Regions from separate parts of the Mus musculus genome. Here region 2 is linked to region 1. A link is a loop called in an ENCODE intact Hi-C map of the cell type or tissue named here. Cell type or tissue: heart. All regions are shown on one strand. Links, peaks and the distances in the headings refer to the core of each region. The heading gives the core; the rest is flanking DNA.

Evidence for each region. Hi-C counts contacts between places; a loop is a spot of excess contacts. Peaks named below come from ENCODE experiments on the same cell type or tissue, not always from the same donor. Only the 100,000 strongest peaks of a DNase experiment are listed, where the experiment ranks them.
Region 2: it touches region 1 in a loop (2.5-fold over the local background); 2 of 42 quality-filtered maps call a loop at or near these places.

What each region holds. Positions count from the first base shown.
Region 1 is chr12:84,247,186-84,250,783 of GRCm38, forward strand. No RefSeq gene overlaps it. Among named protein-coding and RNA genes, the nearest start is that of Mideas, 30 kb to the left of the region's middle. In heart, for the core only: no CTCF peak of the experiment used is centred there; a DNase peak (open chromatin) is centred at 2,216.
Region 2 is chr12:84,059,725-84,063,322 of GRCm38, forward strand. It overlaps Acot3 (acyl-CoA thioesterase 3), which reads left to right. Exons shown (of 4, transcript NM_001346701.1): 4 at 1-676. Among named protein-coding and RNA genes, the nearest start is that of Gm40474, 7.7 kb to the left of the region's middle. In heart, for the core only: a CTCF peak has its summit at 1,445 (motif pointing left); no DNase peak of the experiment used is centred there.

The DNA.
Region 1 (3,598 bases), core at 737-3,236:
GTAGAGTCACAGGCAGTTGTACGCTGACAGGAGCTGGGAATTGAACTCTTTAATTTTTAATTTTTTAAGTTACATTTATTATTCATTTTGCTGAGGAGGGGTGCAGAAGTGCCCCTGCACCGGTATGGAGGTCAGAGTACAGCTTGCAGTTCTCTTCCACTATGTGGGTCCCCAGGTACAGAGCTCAGCTGATTATCAGCCTTGGTGGCAAGCACCTTTACCTGCTGAGCGCCCCCCATCATGTCTTTTATGTTTATAGGTGCTGGACACTGAACATAGGGCCTTACGTAGGTAAGTATTGGACCACATAGAGCTACTGTCCCCAGCCACAAGAGTTACTCACACTTAGTTTTGTGAAAGATACTCAGAATGTCAATAACCTTTGACATCCATTGTGTCAAAATCAAATACCTATGTAATAAAAGGCACATCCCAGGCTCCAGTCAGGCTGTGCCCAGACCATAACAGGCAGGCCTGCAGATGTTGACTTTGGAGGTGGTGTGAAGCTGGACAGTCTCCTCTGACCTCAGTCCTGAGGAAGAAGGAACACAGATGCAGAACCCTCAGGCAAGGCCTTGCCACTTGGTGAGCCATCAGCTCCCACAGGCCTGACCACCCTTCTGTGTCTACGGCTCCTTTTCTGCGGTTTTGGTTAATTCAGTTTTGCATCATCTGACACGAGCTTTGTGTCTGGACTTCTTCCTTATGTCTTTAAAGTTGATGGTAATATTTGTTTTTGTTTTTGTTTTTTTAGTTGTTGCTTTGGGTTTTTTTAAAAGATATATTTATTTTTATTTATATGAGTACACTGTCAGACACACCAGAAGAGGGTATCAAATCCCATTACAGATGGTTATGGGCTACCGCGTGGTTGCTGGGATTTGAACTCAAGACCTCTGGAAGAACAGTCAGTGCTCTTAACTGGTGAGCCATCTCTGCAGCCCCTGTTGCTTTGTTTTTGAAACAGGGTTTCTCTGTGTAGCCCTGGCTGTCCTGGAGCTTGCCCTGGAGACTGGGCTGGCCTCAAACCCAGAGACCTGTCTGCCTCTGCCTCTCCAGTGCTGGGATTAAAGGTGTGCACCACCACCTCCTGACTGGCACCATCATTTTCCGTTCCTAAGACTTTGTTTTTGTATGGTTCAACTCTTCAAACCTCAGCTTTCTGTTTCTTTGACCCTTTCTCAAAAGAGTCAGCAAATTCAATAATCAAACCTGCTTTTTTGTATGATTAAGTTTTCTGGAATATAGATTAGGCACCCCTGGAAGAATGGGACCCAAAGAATGATAATTTAAGTCTGATGTATCTTTTCATACAAAGTCATAACTTACATTCTTTTTTGAAAACTAGTCCTCAATGTGTAGCCCAGGATAGCCTCAAAACGATGGTCTCCCTGCCTCATTCTTTAAAGTGCTGGAATTATGGGCCAACAATTTATGCTTCTTGAACCAAACCACAAAAGAATGTAGTTAACAAGGGCTAAATTTACAGATTTCCTCAATGAGATAATTTACCTCCCTGGGGGGAAATGAGCTAAATCCTAGCCATACCAAATCTAGTCTCTCATAACACATACAACTCAAGGGCGACTCATTCACTCTTACAGATTTTTTTCTTTTTCTTTTTCCTTTTCCTTTCCTTTTTGATTTTCTTTTTCTTTTTCCTTTTCTTTTTCTTTTTCATCTTTTTCCTTTTCCTTTTCCTTTTCCTCTTCCTCTTCCTCTTCCTCTTCCTCTTCTTCTTCTTCCTCTTCCTCTTCCTCTTCCTCCTCCTCCTCCTCTTCCTCCTCTTCCTCCTCTTCTTCTTCTTCTTTGCAGACAAGGTTGAACTACCTAGCCCAGACTGGTGTCCTGCTTCTTGAGCTCCTGAGTGCTGGAATGATGGGTGCTGGCCACATTTGCTTTTTCTTTGGGTAATAATACTGTGTTTTTCTATTATATGCTTTAATAATACCATGTTGTTCTATTATATGCTTTAATAAAATTGTAGTGAGCATTATTTTACTGCAACAAGTCCTTATCCTAAATTCAAATGTATGTTCAGAATTTTTAGAACAAGCATCCAAAGGCAAACACTTGAATCTGTGCTTTGCAGAGTAACTTTAAAAATAAGCAGTCTCTAAATGGAGGCAAAGCAGGCAAGCTTCACGGGTCCTGCAGGTGGAGTCCAGCCCTACAATTTCAGGGCATGGGGCGCTTTGCCCAAGTGGACCACTCATGGTGCCTCTGCCCCCTTCTGGAAAAGTGGAGAAACTGCAGGCTCTGGCCACATGGTTCTTTAAGGCTAGGGACCCAGGAGAGATATTTGAGAACCCATTTGGAAAAATAGGCCTCATTGCTTAGAACTGTTCTGGAAGCACATGCCACGAAGCAAATAATCTTGATCCCTACCCATTTTTAAAAATACATATCTTGAGAAATTTAGTCAGACTTCGTGTAGGTATTTACATATATCGAGAGATGGTAGAAAATGTTGATTCTTTTAGAGCTCCCCACTCACATCTCTACATTGTATTGCATTGGCTTGTTTTGACTTTTTAAAAATCCTTTGATGCCCTGGAAAGCCCCTGAAAGACCCCACAAATTACTTCCTTATATTTGGGGAGCTTTTGTCTGTCTATGCTTGCCTGTTTTTCTATTATTGTTTTCTGTTCAATGTCCTTTACATTTTCAACACACACACACACACACACACACACACACACACACACACACACACACACACACACACACACTGCATAGCCTTGCCTGTCCTGGAACTCAGTCTATAGACCAGGCTAGTCTCGAACTCACCTGCCGCTGCCTCCCCAGTGCTGAGACTAACGGCATGGACCACCACTGTCTGGCTGAGCAAACACTCTTAACCACGGAGCCATCTCTCCAGCCCCTTTACACATTCTTATAAACTGTAAAACCCAAGTCATTCATATTAACCAATTCCTGTACTTTTGTGTGTGTGTGTGTGTGTGCATGTGTGTGCATGTATGCATGTGTGTGTGTGCACGTGTGTAAATCTGGAGGGCATAGGCAACCTTGTACAACTGGCTTTCTCCTGCCTTCATGAGAGCTCTGGAGATAGAACTCAGGCTTGAACTGAGCCATGTTGCTGCCCCTCTCTCTTCTGCCTCTTCTTCTTCCTGCTCCTCCTCTTCCTCCTCCTATTTCTTCTTCATTCTGTGTTCTTACTCATTTTGTGTTTTAGGGGTGCCATGGCACATGTATGGAGAGCAGAGAGCAATTTGTGGGACCTAGCTTTCTTCTTCCACCATGTAGGTCCTGGGGATAAAACTTAGGTGGTTGAGCTTTGAAGCAAGTGCTTCAATCCACTGAGCTACCCCACTGATTCCTTTATGCTTTTAAAAACTGTCTGTTCATGGTAGAAGTGGGTCATATGCACCATTTCCTCCCTGATGGGCCTGCTTGCTGTTTCTGTGTTCTGGCTTTTCTAAAATGCGGTGTTGATGCTCTTATCGATTTTTTTTTTTTTACTATGTAATCAGTAATAATATTTATTTTGTCCTTTTTACATTTTATACTTTAAGAGACTTCCCCTCAAGTCAGGTGTGGTGGCGCATGCCTATGATTCCAGCCCTTGGAAGGA
Region 2 (3,598 bases), core at 392-2,891, 190 kb before region 1:
ACAGAGAGCAAAGAAACCCTACCTGAAATACAAACAAAGTCATAAACAATGGTCCTGTGTGGGCTCTGTCCTGTGGACTCCACTGACTGGAGATTTATGTATACAGACTTTCACATGCTACAGTCTACACAGCACACCACACTCACTCGGAGGGCATTTATGCTGTAGTTCACATTTTAAGCAGTCTGCAAGTGACTTAAAGGTTATACGTGTATTATATGGAAATACTATTGTATCCGAGAAATGTCAGCCATTGCAGATTTGCCATCTGTATCAAATGCTTACAACTACCAGTGGACAACTCTAACATCAAATGTGCTGTGACCTCACAGGTGAGTTTGTTCTTTTGGGATGGAATTACTACCTTAGTCACCAACTAGTAAGAGCCCAAAAATATCAAATTTCAAAGGAACTTCAGTTTACATCTTGTTTTTTTCTTTTGAGTAAATAAGGATTTTTTTTTTCTGAGCCAACAAATTGTGTTAGGTTCCTGTTTATGCGTAGGGATACAAGATTCTGTTGCTTCAAACCTTGATAAAATGTTATTTAACTATGCAAGTAATTTTAACAGTGGTAAGCATGTATATAATAATATCACTAGGTACACATAGTTCCAAAATAATAAGCATTTCTTAAGCCTTAGATATGCTTAAAATAAAAATACTTCGATGGTTAACATGTCTTGTTTCCTTAATCATCATCATCTTCTTCTTCTTCTTCTTCTTCTTCTTCTTCTTCTTCTTCTTCTTCTTCTTCTTCTTCTTCTTCTTCTTCTTCTCCTCCTCCTCCCTCCTCCTCCTCCTCCTCTTCTTCTTCTTCTTCTTCTTCTTCTTCTTCTTCTTCTTCTTCTTCTTCTTCTTCTTCTTCTTCTTCTTCTTCTCCTCCTCCTCCTCCTCCTCCTCCTCCTCCTCCTCCTCCTCCTCCTCCTCCTCCTCCTCCTCCTCCTCCTTCTTCTTCTTTGGTTTTCCGAGACAGGGTTTCTCTGTATATCCTTGGCTGTCATGGAACTCACTTTGTAGACCAGGCTGGCCTCGAACTCAGAAATCTGCCTGCCTCTGCCTCCCGAGTGCTGGGATTAAAGGCATGCGCCACAACGCCCGGCATAATATTCTTTTATTAAGAATATTAAGGGTTTGTTGCTGTTGTTTCAGAGGTAGAATCTCACTGTATAGCTCAGGCTTGCCTGAAACTACTATGTAGTCCAGGTTGTCCTTAAATTCATGGTCTTTCAGCTTCAGCCTCCTGAGTGCTAGGATTATAGGCCTATGCAACCATGCCTACCTTTTCCTGTTCCCTTCCCACTTCCACACCAACGAATTTTTGTTTTAATGTGTGTGTGCCTAATGCTCAGAGGCCAGAACTGGAACTGGAGTTCCAAGCAGCCATAAACTAACTACCCTGTAGAGCTCTTAACTACTCAGCCATCTCTCCAGCGCCACCTATTGTTCATACTCATTTTAGGTTTTTAGGGAGGGTTGTTTGGTTTTGGTTTTTTTATTCTTTTCTTTTTTTAAAGATTTATTTATTTATTATATGTAAGTACACTATAGCTGTCTGCTGTTGTTTTGTTTTGTTTTGTTTTGACACTGGGGCTCTCTGTGTAGGCCTGACTGGCCTGGATCTTGCTATGTAGACCTTGAACTCAACTCATAGATATCTGCCCACCTCTGTGTCCTGAGAGCTGAAATTAAAGGCAGATACCACAATCCAATGCTCTTGGTGGTCCTTTTTTTTTTTTAAAGATTAATTTATTTTTTTATATGTAAGTACACTGTAGCTGTTTTCAGACACACCAGAGGAGGGCATCAGATCTTATTACAGATGGTTGTGAGCCACCATGTGGCTGCTGGAATTTGAACTCAGGACTTCTGGAAGAGCACTCAGTGCTCCTAACCGCTGAGCCGTCTCTCCAGCCCCCTGGCACTCCTTTTAAAGTAACCAATTCCTGATGATTTTTCTCCTTAAAATTCAAAAATAGGGTCTGGAGAGATGGTTCAGCAGTTAAGAGCACTTTCTGCTTTTCCAGATAATCGGAGTTTGTTCTCAGCACCCATGTTGGGGACTCCATGAGTTTAAGGCCAGCCTGATGATCTACATAGTGAGTCCCAAGCCATCCAGGGCTACATAATGAGACCCTGTCTCAAAAATACAACAAAAGAATTGGAAAATGGTAGGCCCAGAGAGTCTGTGATAGAAATACTCAAGTGAGTTCCAGTAAGGAGCATGCCCATATGACAGACGGCATTAAGTTGGCATAAAGATGTATTTAATTGGGCAGAAGAGGACAGACCTTCAAGGTTTATGAGGAAAGGGTTGATATAATTTATACTTGCATTTTAGGAAACCATTACCTTATAAAAGACCCAAATGCACACCGTTGAGAAAGCCAAGAGCCGCTCAGCAGTAGCCTATCAGAAGAGCGGACTTTACCCAACCCTCTCATTTCATGGTACTTTATAGTCGCACCCAAGATGTGAAGGGAGAAGACCGGTATTCTGCCTGAAATGCTGTCTTCTGCACAGCTCTCGGGGCGGGGGAGGGGGACACTCGTCAAGGACAGGAGGATGGAGGAGCCACTAAACAAACCCAGGGAGACAAACATGTCTCTGAAGCAATGCTGGTGCGGCCCAATAGGAAAGGGGCTAAAAGCATTTAACGCCCAATGCACCTGCCCTAAAAACAACTCGGGGGGGAAAACTCAGCGAGCACAGCACACGATCTCCAATGGGCCCCCGAGGCGTGGCAGGTGGGCGTTGTCCCGGTACGTTGTCCTGGTACCTCCTCACACATGCGCAAACGTGGAATCATTGTACTTGACTGGAGCATTTCCTTATGAACAGCCGACTGCCTACCCCGAGCTGCACAGCCAACAAGGAATCCTTTAACACGGAACCGGGAAGATGCTCCGCAGCTGCTGATCTTACAGCTACCGGAACGCACCACTGTGCGGCTGAAACCTAGAGAGCATATATGAAAAACCTTGCCTTTACCTTGGCCAAAAGCCCTATGTGCAGAATTGAGGAGCTAAGGGCCATCCTTTGAGTGAAGTGAACTCACCAATCAAAATAGCCACTGGACTCCCCACACATTTGCCTCAGTTTCCTTCTACCTCCACTAACAAAGGCAGTATGCTTCAGTGATACGAGAGTATGATTAAGATTATAGGCAAAAAAATTACCAAGACACAATGTCTTAAGCTAAGCACTGAGCTCAGTTGAGACTGGAGGGGGGGCAGGTGTTAAAAAGCAGCATGTTATGAGCGCTGCCATAACTAACTAACTAACTAAATAGTTTACATCCTTCTAAAGGTTAGATTATAGGACAAATTAATATATTAAAATTTGACCATATGAAGAGATAACCTCCACTCCTCCCATTTTGTAAGAAATATAATGGATTCAATTGTCTTTTTATAAACGGGTAATTTTATATTTCTTGTTTTTTTGTTTTGCTACCTTGGCTCATGATTAAATTTCGAAATGAAAGCCATACCATCGTGATACTATGTATTTATGTGTGGTACTGTTCACTTGCGGTATGTTGGTTGTATATTCACGTCAAAATCCCCCAAGAAGGGCAGGAGAGAGATCAGTGGTTA